3 separate regions of the Homo sapiens genome follow, and all the other regions are linked to region 1. A link is a loop called in an ENCODE intact Hi-C map of the cell type or tissue named here. Cell type or tissue: ascending aorta. All regions are shown on one strand.

Region 1 (5,000 bases):
AGAAAAGAGAACTGCAGTGACAGTGGCCTGCACTTCTATAGCGTGATGGGCCAAATGCCAGTTGGTGTCCGTGGGTCAGCACGCACGTGGTGGAAGGTAGCTGGGACTGACTGCCAGGGCATGGTGCCTTGCAGAGGGCCTGAATGAGGCTGACCACCAGTGAAGCTGAGGCTGAAGTTGCAGGGTCAGAACCCCACCCTGCCCAACTTGAGAAACCAGTGTTTTTTTTTTTTTTGAAACGGATCTCGCTCTGTCGCCAGGCTGGAGTGCAGTGGAGCGATCTCCGTGAACTGCAACCTCCACCTCCCGGGTTCAAGCGATTCTCCTGCCTCAGCCTCCGAGTAGAGGAGCCTAGAGGCATGTGGCACCATGTCCAGCTAAACTTTTTGTATTTTTCATAGAGACGGGGTTTCACCACGTTGGCCAGGATGGTCTCGATCTCTTGACCTCGTGATTCATCCACCTCGGCCTCCCAAAGTGCTGAGATTATAGGCGTGAGCCACCGCATCCGGCTTCTTTTTTTGACAGAGGCTTGCTCTGTCGCCCAGTTGGAGTGCAGTGGCATGATCTCGGCTCATTGCAACTTCCACCTCCCAGGTTCAAGCAATTCTCCTGAGGAGATGGAATTGCAGGTGCACGCCACCACACCCAGCTAATTTTTGTATTTTTAGTAGAGACAGGGTTTCACCATGTTGGCCAGGCTGGTCTCGAACTCCTGACCTCAAGTAATCCACCGGCCTCAGCCTCCCAAAGTGCTGGGATTACAAGCGTGAGCCTCCGTGCCCGGCGGTGGAACCCGTCTTCACAGAGCTAGCTGGGGAGAACACAGAAGCAGGAAGCGAAGGTCGTTTTCCTCCTCCTTGCAGGCTTCTGAGCTTGGGTCAGGTTGGGGTCTGGTGGGTGGTGGGAGGCTAGTGGGGAAGGCTTGAATGGATTGCGATTAAAGTTTTGATTTGGATTGGGCTGGACTTTTTATTATCAGCAAATCTGACTGTTTATGAACACCTGAAAGTGACAGGAAAAGCTATGAAATTTGCCCCAGATTCTTCCAGGGGAGAAGGGAGAGCTTCTGGAATAATTTTTAAAGACAGTGGTCTGAAAAAAAAAAGTGCCATTTCATGATTTCCCTTCACCAAGTAGTCCAGTTGGTTAAAAAAAAAAATTAACTGTCATAAAGTATTGGTTAACACAGTGGTTTGGAAAGACATCCCCTAAAAACAAAAAACGCCAACCTAAATAGTGCAAAGACCAGCAACATCGTTTCATCTTTATAATGGTAAATGTTTATTCCATTGCTGTTTGAATCAGTCTGCAGAAGTCCTCTGGTTTCGCTTGCCTTTTCAAACCTCCAGGTGCACCGCGTGAGGGAGTCTGAGCATTTCAGGTAGGACTGGAAAAAGGTCTTTGAGAAATCATTAATTAATCTATTTACCTTACCATAAGAGCAGTCAAGGCTCGCTGGAACCCCTCGGACAGTGGGGAGGCACATTTGGTGCTCATTAAACATAGAAATAAGCTTGCTTCTAGAAAGAAACGCCTGCCTTTTGCGCAAATCTTTTCAGAGACTGGCTTTGGGCTCCTATGAATCAGGCACCCTAGCGTCCTCCAAAGTTCTTCCCGATGCTGAACCCCAATGCCTCCTGCTGCGCCTAATTCGAAGCGGCTCCCTCTTCTGTTCTGAGCGGAAAACAGCGGAACCCATTCCTGGAGGCCTGCCCTGGAACGGCCAACTCATTCTTACTCCTTTCTCCTGGGGTCCGATGCTAGGGCACCACGGTGACCAGCCGCGCAGCGGGCAGCGGCCCGCGCCGCGCCCACCGCCTGCGGAGGCTGGGTCTGGGTCTGGGTCTGGGGCTGGAGCTGGGGCTGGGGCTGAGGCGGGAGCTGGGGCGGGGGCGGGGGCTGGGGCTGGGGCTGGGGCTGGGGCTGGGGCTGGGGCTGGGGCGGGCAGGCGCGCGCGCAGGAGCGGGCGCAGGGGCCGTCGGCAGAGGGCGCTACGGCTCCCGGCTGCGGAGCTGCGACGCGGGGCGCGGGGCGCGGAGCGCGGGCCGGGAGGAGGCGCCTGGGTCTCGGCGAGTGCGTCTCCGGGCGGCCGGGAGGGGGTGCGCGCATCAGCTGCCCCGCGCCGCCTACCGCTCGGGCCCGCTCGCCGCCCGGCCACTGTCACCGCGGACGGCACCTCGCGGGCGAGGCGCGCCGGCTGCGTGGCGCGCTGCGAAGGTTGGGCTGGGCGGCCGCCGGCCCCGCGGCTTCTCTTTGTCCAGGCGAGGCGGCTGGAGGAGCAGCCGCGGCCGCGGCGGAGCCGGGAGCGCCTGGGCGTCGTGCGGGCGGCTCCGGTCCCCGGCTGCGCCCCGGCCCTCGAGCGGGGGCGGCGGCCTGGGCGGTGCCTGCGCCGAGGTGAGTGCGGGGGCGCGGAGCGGAGCGCAGCCGCGGCGCGGGCGTGGGCGGGCAGAGGTGATAGCGAGCGCCGGCGGCTCCAGGTGCGGGGGCGCCCCTCGCGCTCCACCTGCGCCGCCGCCGCCGGCTCTCAGGGCAAGTTTATCTCCCCCCTTCTGCGGAAACCCTTGACCGCTTAGCGGAGTACAGACCTGTCGGTAAATAGAAAACTCGAGCTGGAGAGGAGGAGGAAGCAGCGTGGCGGAACCCGGCCCGAGATGAGCGTCTCCGTGAGGGCAGTGGTGGCCTCTTGGACATTACATCTTTCTTGGCTCTTTTTGACCCAGGTGAGCGAATCCTCTGCTGCGCGGTCCGGTGGGGTCGGCTGGCTCTGCTGCCGCCCTCTGGACCCGCCGGAGACAGGTGAGCGGAGTTGGGGAGCGCGCAGCCGGGCTCGGGGCAGCGCCGGGCTGGTTCGGCTTCTCGTCTCCAGAGCGCTGATGCTTCCTGCCCACATCACCTGCTCTGGCTTAGGGACTGCAGCTCTTTTGGCACCTTCGCTTGCTGCCAGGTTCAACACCCACTGCTTTAGAGGCGTTGGTAGGTTAGTTAAGGCGAGTTCTCCCCTACCCACCCCCAGCTTTGGATAATTTGGTCTGAGTCTTCGTCTTAATTTAGTATGAGTGTGTTATTTCCTTCAAGCTTTATAATGGTAAAGCAGTGAAGCGGCTTGCTACATCCATTTTTTTTTTTCATTCTGTGCCTGTGCACAGAAGGAATTACAGGCACACAAGTGATGTTACTACCATTCTATTTTAAATACAAACACGGAAAGAAGTACTCTTGGCAGGATACCAAAGGCGCCTGTACTCTCTGTTATATAAATGCTTAAAAAAATTTGCTCATTGGTAAAGTTATGTGTGATTACCAGAGCACCTAAGAAGAGAGTGTCATGCTTTTAGTTTACTTGGAGATAAGCAGTGGTCTTAGCTTGAGGTACCCTTTTAAGATAATATAGGACCCTATATTAAAAAAGTCATTAGGTATAATTGTAAAGCATTAAAAAATTGGTTTTGTAAAGTCTATTAGGAATTGGTGAGAATTCTTTGACTACTTATTGATAAAAAGATCCTACATGTATACTTTCTAGTTTTCAAACTATTGAATGATTTTATTTTTATCTCTGATGGAAACTTAGTAATTGTGAGTTGCCAGTTATTAAAGATGTGTCTCTCTTTCCCTTCCCTTTCCCCAGGCCCCAAAACCAGTACTCACATTTATGGCTATTTTTTTCAGGTAAAAATACAAAAGTAGAAAACATCAGATATACTGATGGCTGGGAACAGCCCTTGTCCCTCCTCCACCCAGTATTCTGTTCTAATTGGTCTGGGCTGATACCTTGATACCTGTAATGTTAAAAAGCTTTCCTGGTGATTCTAACGTGTAGCCAGGGGTGAGACCCATTGTGGAGCATTGTATTGTCACTTTCTGTAGCCTATGGTGTTGCTACAGTGGTTTAAGGTAAGTCAAAAATACGTTGTTAGAAACATGGGAAGAAAAAAATGGTATTGGAAAGGGGACACATCAGAGAATTACAGCATGTAGACTTTTGTGTTTTGTCTAAATGCTCTTTCTTGATTTTCCTGCGAAGAGTAGTTGATGTTTATTAGGGACCCATAATTCCATGTAGAATACTTACGGGAATCTTAAGTGATATATTTCATTTGCAGAAGTACCAATGAAAGTTGAGTAGTAGTGGCAGGATATTCATTTATGTTTACACGGTAAAGTAAGTCATAGGAAAGATTATTTTCCATATCAAATTAAAAACTTTTACTATAAACTAGTAAATTAAGTGCAAAAAGTTTTTATTGTTTTTAAGGTCAGAAAGAAACCTGGCCTCTGAGTCAGTGTTTTCTGTCTCCCTTATGTAATCCCAAATATCCAAATCTAGGAGCAGATCTTATGGATGGTTTATGAAGGCTTATGTAAGAGCTATGACTGTGCTTTTGGTACTCCATTAAACTCCCTGTTTGGGCTATTACATAATTGACACGGAACTAGACTGTTAAAGCCAAAATCCAGGAGGATGCCGAAACCCACTCCGGCATACGCACTTTTATAATGAATTGCTGTTGCCAAATTGGAGGGAACAGCAGGGATGGTGGTTTGTGAAAGAGAGGTAAGAATAGCATCTGGGGGATTGATGTAATAGAAGACTGTTATGCTTAGCGATTTTCTAGAGATTTGAATGCTGTGGCAGAAACCTCTCTAGTCCTTTCTATCTCCAGCAGAGGCAGATCGACTGGGGAGCTAATGAACCTAAGCCTCAGGTCCCTCCGTCACAGAGGCTTCTTTGGAGCCCTCTGGGAGGGGCACTGGCAGTGTGTTCATGTGGTCATCCCTGAGTTTGTATTTGTACTTTTGGATTTTTTTTTTAAATAAGGAGAGTACTCTTTCTATATTCCCACCCCCCAATTATATAAACCCAAGGTTCCACAGACCCTGAATCTATCCCTGTCTTCAAACCTGTGTTCAAGTATTAACTTATAAAATTGCCTATTCTTAGTTTAATTTTTGTCATCTGAAAAGATGAAAAAAATCTGTACAATATCATAGTTGAC
Region 2 (5,000 bases), 310 kb after region 1:
ATATACCCCAAAAATGTGAAAGCAGGCTTGTGAAGAGATATTTATGTATCCATGTTCCTAGTTGTATTATTCACAACAGTCAAGAGGTGGTAACAGACCAAGTAACCATTGATGGATGAATGGATAAACAAAATGTCATTTATCCATATAGCAGAAGACAATTCAGCCTTAAAAGGAAAAGAAATTCTGACACATGCTACAACATGGGTGAACCTTGAGTACATTGTGCTGAGTGAAATAAGCCAGACACAAAGGACAAATAAATACTGCATGATTCCACTAATAGGAGGTACCTGGAGTACTCAGATTCATAGAGACGGAAAGTAAAATGGGGTTGTCAGGGGCTAAAGAGAAGGAGGAATGGGAAGTTACTGTTTAACAGGTATAGAGTGTCACTTTGGGAAGATGCAAAAATTCTGGAGATGGATGGTTGTAATTGTTGCACAACAATGTAAATGTACTTAATACCACTGAACTTTACACTTAAAAATAGTAAAATTATATTATGTGAATTTTACCACAGTTAGAAAATAAATTTTAAATGTCCAATGTCAGCCAATTATTTAGTTGTTAATAAAGAAATAGAAAACTAAATCAAGTGGGCTAAAATGTCACTTTGATAACTATAGGACAGCTTGTAGGGCCAATGGGGTGTAGGTGTTTACATCCAATAGTGGTAGCATCTTACAAATAAATCTCTTGCATCAGTGTGAGTGATGGGGTATGTGATAGGCATCACATTGAACTTCTTGAGCAGCTTCCTTGGTTTAAAATGAGTAGCTGCTTGAGTCGTTTGCAATTCAACCCAAGAAACACTTAAGGTTGCCAAGCAACATGACTGCTGTCAACAGAAGCAAATCTAACATTAATTTCGTATCTCCTAAAATGAAAGAAGAAACGTTGAATCTAAATGTTTTCATTTCTAGCTACTTTATTGAATAATATGAACACTTTGTCAAGAATATGCTGTGCTGTTTCTACATGAACGGTTTCATGCAGCCACTCCTGTGTTTTGTTTTCTTAGCCAAAGCACCTTAGGTTTTTCAAGAGCCCAGAGGCAACCTGCCGCAGGATTTACACTCTGAAAACTAATAGCTTTACCTGGGAAGTTATAAAAATCACTCAGTAAAATGAAGTTGTTAAAAGGCAAACTCTTTATTTCATGATGATTTTTTAAACCCAGAGGACTTCTTTTTGGTTAAACTTAGCAAACAAAGACAATAGTTAGATTACTCAGTTCACTTCCTGCACAGAGCCACAGAACAGACTTAAATGAGACAGCTTTCTGTTTGAGGCATCCCCTTACTGAATTCTGTGATCCACAGAAATAAAGTCAGTGGCAAATGTACAAAATTGAAATGATTCCACTGGATTGGCCAAAGGATAGCCATAATTGGGGATTCTCTTTTCTTCTGAAGCAAGAACTGTATATTCTACTCAGACTGCTGTGTTCACTGTCTTTAACAGACTATCTGGAGTAGACAGTGAGGAGAGGAATATAGCTATGTATGTGAACTACTTTGACACGCATTTAACTTCTCCATATACCAAAAATGAGGTTGGTGGGCTGTCCTCATACCTGCACTTCCTCTTTCCCTTAACTCCTGCCCTTTACTGAGAACCCACGGGGAGGAGGTCTTTTCAGTTCCTTACCTCTATGACTGCAGTAACCTTCAATCCCATGTGAAGAGTTCATACGTGTAGTCACATCCTGTGCCTTGTCAGCCTCTGAAATCTTTGTTCTCTGTGCTAACCTACAGCCGTATTTCCCATTCTTTCATTTCTCGCCTCATTTTCCACAGTGGCTACTCCAAACCTCCACCACACTACAGAATTCCCATTTTACTGCCACTTACCCCTCTCGCTCTACCTGTCTTTAGCTCTGCTTTCCTGTTTCTATCCAAAGCTAAAGTAATTTCTTCATCTCTGCCCTTTACTTCGAGCTTGTCCAACCTGCAACCTCCTGGCTCCATGCAGCCCAGGATGGGTTTGAATGTGACCCAACATAAATTCGTAAACTTTCTTAAAACCTTATGAGATTTTTTTGTGATTTTTTTTTTTAAATTTTAGCTCATCAGCTGTTGTTAGTATATTTTATGTGTGGCCCAAGACAATTCTTCTTTCAATGTGGCCCAGGGAAGCTACATATTGGACACCCCTGCTCTACTTCATCCTACAACCTGAAGACCTTAGAATGCCTATGTTGGGGTCCTGCGTCTCTACTCAGGAGCTGGGAGACCTTGGAAAGTTCACTGGCCACTTTGTACACCAGTTTTCTCATCAGCACATGTGGTTAATGGTACCCATATCACAGGGCGATTGTGAGGATTAAAGAGAAAATGCATGTAAAGCACACTGGACAGTGGTGGGCATGTGGTCAGTGCTCAGTCAGTGTTCAGTGCTCTGATCACCAGCCTCTGCCCCAGGTGCTGTCTTGGGTGCCCTCTCCGTCTGGGCTCCTGGGTGTCTCTTGTGTACCCACATGCGTCTTGCTCACCTGCTCCTGGCCCCAGCCATTGAGCTGCTCCCACACCACCTAACTTGTTCTTCAGCCTTAAAACCTTAGCTTTAGTAGCACTTCCTCCAGAGATCCTTACCTGATATCATGCCCCCTCCCCCTGCCCAAGTGTGAGTGAGAGGTCTCTGTCCTGTCCTTCCACACTCCCTGGATTTCCCCTCTGGGTTGGTCAGTTTTCTGTGTCAACATGGCTAGGCCTGAGTACCCAGTTATTCACTGGACACTCATTTAGGCCAGAGTACCCACTTATTCACTTGGATGTGAATCTAGATGTTACCATGGAGGTATGTTGTAGATGTCCTTAACATCTATAATTTGCTGACTTTAAGAAAAAGAAGTTATCTTCTTTAGCCTGGGTGAGCCTCATCCAATCATTTCAAAGGCCTTAAAGAGCAAAACTGAGGCTTCCCTGAAGAGAAAGAAATTGTGCCTCAAGACTGCAACATCAGCTCCTGCCCCCAAGTTTCCACCCTGTAGGCTTGCACAGTGGATTTTGGCTTTGTCAGCCCCCATAATTGGGTAATCTCATTTTTTGAAATCTCTGTGCATGTGTGTGTTTCATATTCTGCTGATTCTGTCTCTGGACAGGGCTGACTGCAGCCTCTCACAGCTTGCACATGGCTGCACCGGGCCCCGCTTGCCCTGATTCTCCTCTGATCCGATAGCTGCTCACTGGCAGGAGCCACATTTCTCCATGTGCTTGTCCCATAGCTTAGTTAATATTGAATACTTCCATTTTTCCTGCTAAGCAGCGTGGTTTTACAGATTAGTGTATTCAACAGATGTTTATTGAATTTTGGGGGTATGGCACATACCTCGCAAAGTGCTATACGTACAAACCTGAAAAGAACCTATCCCTGCTTTTCCAGAGCTGCAGGCTGGTGAGATCAGTGTTGAAGCAAATGTTGATGTGATGCGTAATGGAGGTGCGTACAGAGGAATTGAATGTATTAGAAAGGTGTCTAAGTTTGAGACATCAAAGAAGGCAGTAGAAGAAGAGACAAATTTGAAGGATCAGTTGAGTTTGCAGGTGGGACAGACAGACAGAATAGCCATGTGAATTTGTAGAGGCATGACACATTGCAGCAGCGAGATGGGATTAGACCTCCTGGGCCACTGCTGGGCAGGCAGGCCTTTCTCAGGCCGTGAAGACATGCAGCGGGACCAGAAAATAATGTTCAATGAGGAGTGAGTTGGATTTATGAATTAAAGACCACATAATAGGCGGCAAAGGGAGTGGGTTAGAGAAGGTGAAACTCAAGGAGAGGAAACCGGTTAGGAATCGCCCAGAGACAGATGATGCAGAGGGACTCAGATGGCGACAGGAAGGAGAGGAAAGGATGGGCAAAAGAGGTCTTCAGGATTATTTCGCATTATAAATACCAGAAAATGTGAGTGCATATACATTAAATGTCAATAACATGATTTTGAAAATCTTACGGAAGGTGAATTATACACCTCAATGAAAAGGGAAATAAAGAACTGGCAATCTTTACATGAGCAAGGATGAAAAATATAATTTCCCAAAGTCAACAGTGAATATTTATGAATGGTGGCATTTGGGGTAATTTTAGTTTTTTTCTTTATCTTCTAATCATTATTTAAAATTTTTGATGCTAGCCATGTGTCACTCATGTTGTTAATTCAAACATAAAAAAAATGCCAGGTTGCCTTCAACTGTATTCCTCACTCTGTGCCTACTTTCAGTTTTGATCCATGTCTGGGTGTTTTGATCAATGCCTGGGTGTTTCATATATATAAAACTGAACAAAGTCTAAATGTATTCGGTGATTACATAAAAAATAAGATAATGAGGAAAACCTTCATCTTTGATGCCTTTATATTGTGCATCAAAGGATGACCCTAGTTTAAAAGGAAATTGTAAATGATAAAACAAAGGTTTAGTTCAAACCATTGCCCTAAATGTCGGGCCTTGTAGAACATTTCTTTAGATTTCTCTAAATGTGGTGGCAAGTGCATTTCTGTGGAATTGCGGACACTCTGTGCACTTTCTCTGGTTTATAAATATTTAGTACTATGATTACTCATATATTCAGGTATTGGAATGGAACTGTTTTCCCCTGGCAGTCTTTTTTTTTTTTTTTTTTCCCCATCCGGAATGACATTCCAGATTCAGAAAGGACTGGCTGTCATTTAGCTCTGTTATTTGAGAGAACTGTAATTCTGTATTTCTGTCATTGGGCCAGAGTCCAGATTCTGTATGCTGGTCTTTTTTTCATAATTGCATTTATAAAACGAACATTTGGGCTCATGATGGCAACCTTTCCCGAAGGTTGGATTCCCTGTGCAAAAGACTGGAGGGTGATCTTTCCACTTAGAATATGTTTCCCAAGCAAATCTACCTTGTCTTCTTCATATCATTGTTGTTTAAACAAAGAGGTTCAGCCTATTTAGTAAAGATGACTGTTTTCTTTCCATTTTCAAACTTATTTTTACTTTGTAGTTTTTTTTATTGATATAT
Region 3 (5,000 bases), 120 kb after region 1:
CCCTTTCCACCCGTAGGTGACCACTTGTTTCATCTCCATAGCGTTTTTTTTTTTTTTTTTTTTTTTTTTTGCCCATGCTTCTTGTTTGTGCAGATGTAATCATTGATCAGGTGCACTTGTGTGTCTGGCTTCTTTTGCTGTACACTGTCACTTCAGCACATGACATTTTGTAGTTCTTTTCTTCATTGCTGTGAAGTGTCCTATAGTATGAATAGCCCACACTTTATCCATTCTACTGTTTAGGGACATTCGGGTTGTTTCTAGGTTTTTCAGCTATTCTGCATGATGTTGTTATGAACATTTTTGTCCATTTCTTTTGTTCTAAACAGGAGTAAAATTGCTGAGTCATAGGATGTACATATGTTGAGTTTTAGGAGAGATTGCCAAACGTATGTTGAGTTTTAGGAGAGAATTCCAAAGTTTTTGCAAGTGGTTGTACCAATTTACACTACTGTGAGCAGTGTTTGTACTTCTACTTGTTCTACATCCTCACCAAAGCCTTTTTTTTTTCTCCTTTGGTTTTGAAATATTGCAGACAAGTCCTCTGGAACACATTTATAGTTCCATTATACACATATGTATAAGTGACTGTACTGACAGCAATAATGATTACATGCTGTCCTCTCGTGGTTACTTTCTGGGATTATATGCTGCTCCTGGCAAGCCCCATCCTTGAGTCTCCATGGATTATTGTCTGATGAGCCTGGTCTTAGGGCACTACCCAGAAGGAAAGCAAATGCAATTATAAACATTTTAACTCAGCCTCAGGGTGCAAACATTCCAAAGACCAGGCTCATTTTTTTTTTTAAGAGACAGAGTCTGTCTGGGTTGCCCGAGTGCAGTGGTGTGATCATAACTCACTGCGGCCTGGACCTCCTGGGCTCATGATCCTCTTACCTCAACCTCCTGAGTAGCTGGGACCACAGGCTTGTAGCACCATATCTGGCTAATTTTTAAACTTTTTGTAGAGATGGGATCTCGCTCTGTTGCCCAGACTGGTCTTGAACTCCTGGCCTTAAGTGATCCTTCCGTCTTGGCCTCTCAAAGTGCTGGGATTACAGGTGTGAGCCACCAGGCCTGGCCCAGACTCGTTTTTTGAGGCAAGATTTTGTATTAGGGAAATAAAGAGGTACTCTGAATTGAAATCATGCCTCACCATGTTCTTTTACAGGCCCTGAGCAGGAGGGACTTCGTTAGTTGCCATGATGTTTGCATGATTATGTGATGTTAGCGGGAAAGCAGGTGTCATGCCAGCATGCTGGTACCTTTGTCACCTCGAACTAGCACCCCCTACCCCTGCACCCTAAGCCTTTGAAAGTCAACTTGGTTTATAAGTTTTCTTCCTTTTACAATTGTAATATGGATTTATTTTGACTGCATGTTTTACTTGGAGATAAAAATGCTTTATCTGACTTTAATCCTGACCTAGTTTTACAGGGCCTTCAATTGCTCCTTATCTCTAGGAGTCTCTAGGGGTGCCTGTGGCTCACAGCTAAGGCAGCGGTGGTGCTGGCCTCTTTGCTTTCCTGCGGTGCCTGTGCCTTTTGGTGAGCTCGTTGGATGGGACTGAGTGTCTGGTGTGGCTTGGGGGAAGAACATGGAGTGCCTTCCTCTGGAACCTGCAGCTACTCCTTCCTGGCTTCCCCTTCCACCTCAGTACGGAGAATCTGTCCTGTCTGGCAGCGTTGGAGGAGGGCGTGTGGGGTGTGACAAGTTAGCCTTTTTCTCATCAGGCATTTCCGGTGTCCCCTGAGGCTTTGAAACCCAAAAGCCAAGAATTGATTGGGTTGTCTTCTGCTTTCTTCTGAGATGTTGATCCTGAAGAGATGGTGCCGAATGCTCAGTTGCCTGAATGAAGACCTTGTGGTGGAGGAAAGTGTGCAGTGGGCAGGGGAAGCCTGTCTGTTAATATTCAAAATGGTGTGTGGCTTCTGCTACTTGGGAGTTCCGGTTTGTTCCTTTGTGCTGTAACAACATGATGTGACCTTCTGTATGGGATGTACTTTTTACTTCTTAAAGAGAACTGCTGGGGTTGTGGAGGAAATAGGGGCAGAATTTGATTTGAAGGATTATTAGGGGAGTCAGTTCTTGTGGCTATAGACTGAAATAACAGTGATGCTCAGAAGGAGGAGGGTGATTTTGAGAGGTGAAGCCAACTGGACTTCCTGGGTCGAGTGGGAACTTGGAGAACTTTTCTGTCTTACAAGAGAATTGTAAAATGCACCAATCAGCACTCTGTAGCTAGGATTGTAAAATGCACCAATCAACACACTGTAGGTAGCTAGAGGTTTGTAAAATGCACCAATCAGCACTCTGTAAGATGGACCAGTAAGCACTCTGTAAAATGGACCAACTAGCACACTGTAAAATGGACCAATCAGTGCTCTGTAAAATGGACCAATCAGCAGGACATGGGCAGGGGACAATTAAGGGAATAAAAGCTGGCCACCCCAGCCATCAGCGGCAACCCGCTGAGGTCCCCTTCCACACTGTGGAAGCTTTGTTCTTTCGCTTTTCACAATAGATCTTGTGCTGCTCAATTTTTGGGTCCCTGCTCTCTTTAAGAGCTATAAGCGAAGGTCCCTGGCTTCATTCTTGAAGTCAGGGATACCAAGAACCCACTGGAAGGAACCAACTCTGGACACAGTTTCACACCGCCTGATGGACTTCCTAGCTCTCTGTCATGGCTGTCATCCTGGCACAAAGCCCAGGTTTCTGGCCACTTTGGGACAGTGTAGGTGGGTCCTGCGTGTCCTCAGAGCATAGCCTAGAGTGTCCCTGAGTGGGGTGCAGTGACCTTCTTGGTGCCATGGTTTCTGTTAAGGGGACAGTGACTGGCTCCTGTGGCTGGTGGGGCCAGTATTTGGGTCAGCTGACCTCTAGGTCTGAAGACAAAGACTTGAAGAAGGAAGACACTGAGCCTAATAGGCCGGAGCTTTGGTACCCTCACTCCTTTAAAAGAAGAGCAACTTATGGAGATTCCTAACCACTGACCCACACTTTCCCATTTATCCAGAGGTCCTGCATGCCTCGGAATGAGGATGCTTCCCTAATCCAATCCCTTGTGCATGCAGGCTCCTGAGAATATAACAAAGTGTAATTTATTGTTAAACATCGCTGACTTTATTAAAAATGTCTTGGCCGGGTGCGGTGGCTCACGTCTGCAATCCCGGCACTTTGGGAGGCCAAGGCGAGCGGATCATGAGGTCAGGAGATCGAGACCATCCTGGTCAACATGGTGAAACCTGTCTCTACTAAAAATACAAAAATTAGCTGGGCATGGTGTCGCGTGCCTGTAGTCCTAGCTACTCAGGAGGCTGAGGCGGGAGAATCACTTGAACCCAGAGGTGGAGGTTGCAGTGAGCTGAGATTGTGCCACTGCACTCCAGCCTGGTGACAGAGTGAGACTCTGTCTCAAAAAAAAAAAAAATAGTCTTTTTGATTTCCTAAAGAATTTGCTAAAAAAGAATATATATAGTCTTATGATTATTGTTGTGTTAATCAGAATGATAAGAATATTTTCTTGCCCTCTTTCAAATCAGTAGTGGATATATACTGCAAAGAAGGTTAGATTTTTTAGGGGTTATAGTCTGGAGGAAACATTTTATATTAAAAATAATTTTGCCTAATTTTTCTTGCTTACTAACATGTGGTACCCAAGTATGAGATGCCCCCAAATTCTCTGTATGGGATCTTTTAGTTTTAGAAATAGAAGGGAACTTATTGGAGAAATTGAGATTCACACAGGCACAAAAAGGACAAATGTTTTACTTTAACTCTACCAGTCACCTTCCTTACTAAAGACTAAATAAGCCAGCGAGTTAAGTGCTTCGGGCGTACTGAGACTTTAAATTTAAGACATTGTAAGGCATATGAGATAGCTGTATTTACTTTAAAATGAGAATCCATAAAAGTGAACATCGTTTAATACTGTGCTTTTCAAATGAACTCTCTGCCCTTAATAGCATAGGTATGTGATAGTAGGTGGACTGTGCAATCAGATTTCTACACTTGTAATTTCTTCATTCTGCTTCACATTTCTAGACTTTTCAGGAATTAACCAAAGTAATCTGATACTTCAGCGCTGTAACCACTTTCTCTTCTTTGTTGAGCAAGTCTATTTTTGTATTTCCATTTCAGTTTCCTCTCAAACTTTACAATGTTTCGCTTTTTACATTGAGCTTTCCTAGTTCTTAAGCTCAGTTTTCTCTTTTGGGCCGGAAATTTGGGTTGCTTCTGCCCAACTGCTGCTCTTCCTTGTATTGAAACATTGTGTCTTTCCTGTCAGATGCTAACTTTTAAAAGCCAGTATCTTTACAGCCACTGCAGAACGTTTTTAGTGTGGGAGCAACAGGTAGCTAAAGACTAGGGGCATTTTTAACTGGAGAAATAAAAGGCTAAATACTCAAGACTGTTTGTTTATATTTTGTGTGTAAAAGGGAATTTTCATGTTTTAATTTGTGTAGCATATGTCTCTGGGGCTGAATTGCTTTTTGCAATACTAATTGTTTCTGTATTTAGGCCTAAGGAAAGTTTGGGTAATATTTAAGAAGCATCAACAAAACAGTTTCCAAATGTTTGCCATGCTACATAAAATTGAGTGTTTGCTTTATGCTCCAAAATAATTTTTCATTAGTTATTGGTTCAGGATCAATTTTTTGCTATTGCAATTTTTCCAAATAAAATTTTAATTTTAGTGTTACTTCTGGAGATGGTGGACTGGTTTCTTGCAAACCAGTTCACCTGCTGAAAAAACTAGGAAAGGTGAAAAACAAACAAAAAAAAAACTAAGAGAACGTAAGTGTCTTAGTCCGTTTTCATGCTGCTAACAAAGACATACCCAACGCTGGGTAATATATAAAGGAAAGAAGTTTAATGGATTCACAGTTCCCATGGCTAGGGAGGCCTCACAATCAATGGTGGAAGGTGAAGGAGGAGCTAAGTCATGTCTTACGTGGCGGCAGGCAAGAAAGAGCTTGTGCAGGGGAACTCTCCTTTAT

The links. A loop is a pair of places that touch in the nucleus more often than their neighbours do. Peaks named below come from ENCODE experiments on the same cell type or tissue, not always from the same donor. Only the 100,000 strongest peaks of a DNase experiment are listed, where the experiment ranks them.
Region 2: a loop joins it to region 1, with 3 times the contacts of the local background. A loop is called at or near these places in 2 of 110 quality-filtered maps.
Region 3: a loop joins it to region 1, with 3 times the contacts of the local background. A loop is called at or near these places in 2 of 110 quality-filtered maps.

What each region holds. Positions count from the first base shown.
Region 1 is chr13:28,817,889-28,822,888 of GRCh38, forward strand. It overlaps MTUS2 (microtubule associated scaffold protein 2), which reads left to right and starts at 2,451. Exons shown (of 16, transcript NM_001033602.4): 1 at 2,451-2,723. RefSeq lists silencers at 1,916-2,265, 2,356-2,425 and an enhancer at 2,325-2,825. In ascending aorta, CTCF peaks have their summits at 2,033 (motif pointing right) and 2,782; DNase peaks (open chromatin) are centred at 1,689, 2,063 and 2,638; H3K4me3 peaks cover 3,846 bases; H3K27ac peaks cover 2,363 bases.
Region 2 is chr13:29,124,582-29,129,581 of GRCh38, forward strand. All of the region lies in intron 5 of MTUS2 (microtubule associated scaffold protein 2), which reads left to right. All of the region lies in intron 1 of LOC124903144 (a long non-coding RNA gene), which reads right to left. Among named protein-coding and RNA genes, the nearest start is that of MTUS2-AS2, 120 kb to the right of the region's middle. In ascending aorta, no CTCF peak of the experiment used is centred here; no DNase peak of the experiment used is centred here; H3K27ac peaks cover 3,661 bases.
Region 3 is chr13:28,934,964-28,939,963 of GRCh38, forward strand. All of the region lies in intron 2 of MTUS2 (microtubule associated scaffold protein 2), which reads left to right. Among named protein-coding and RNA genes, the nearest start is that of MTUS2, 120 kb to the left of the region's middle. In ascending aorta, no CTCF peak of the experiment used is centred here; no DNase peak of the experiment used is centred here; H3K4me3 peaks cover 742 bases; H3K27ac peaks cover 1,278 bases.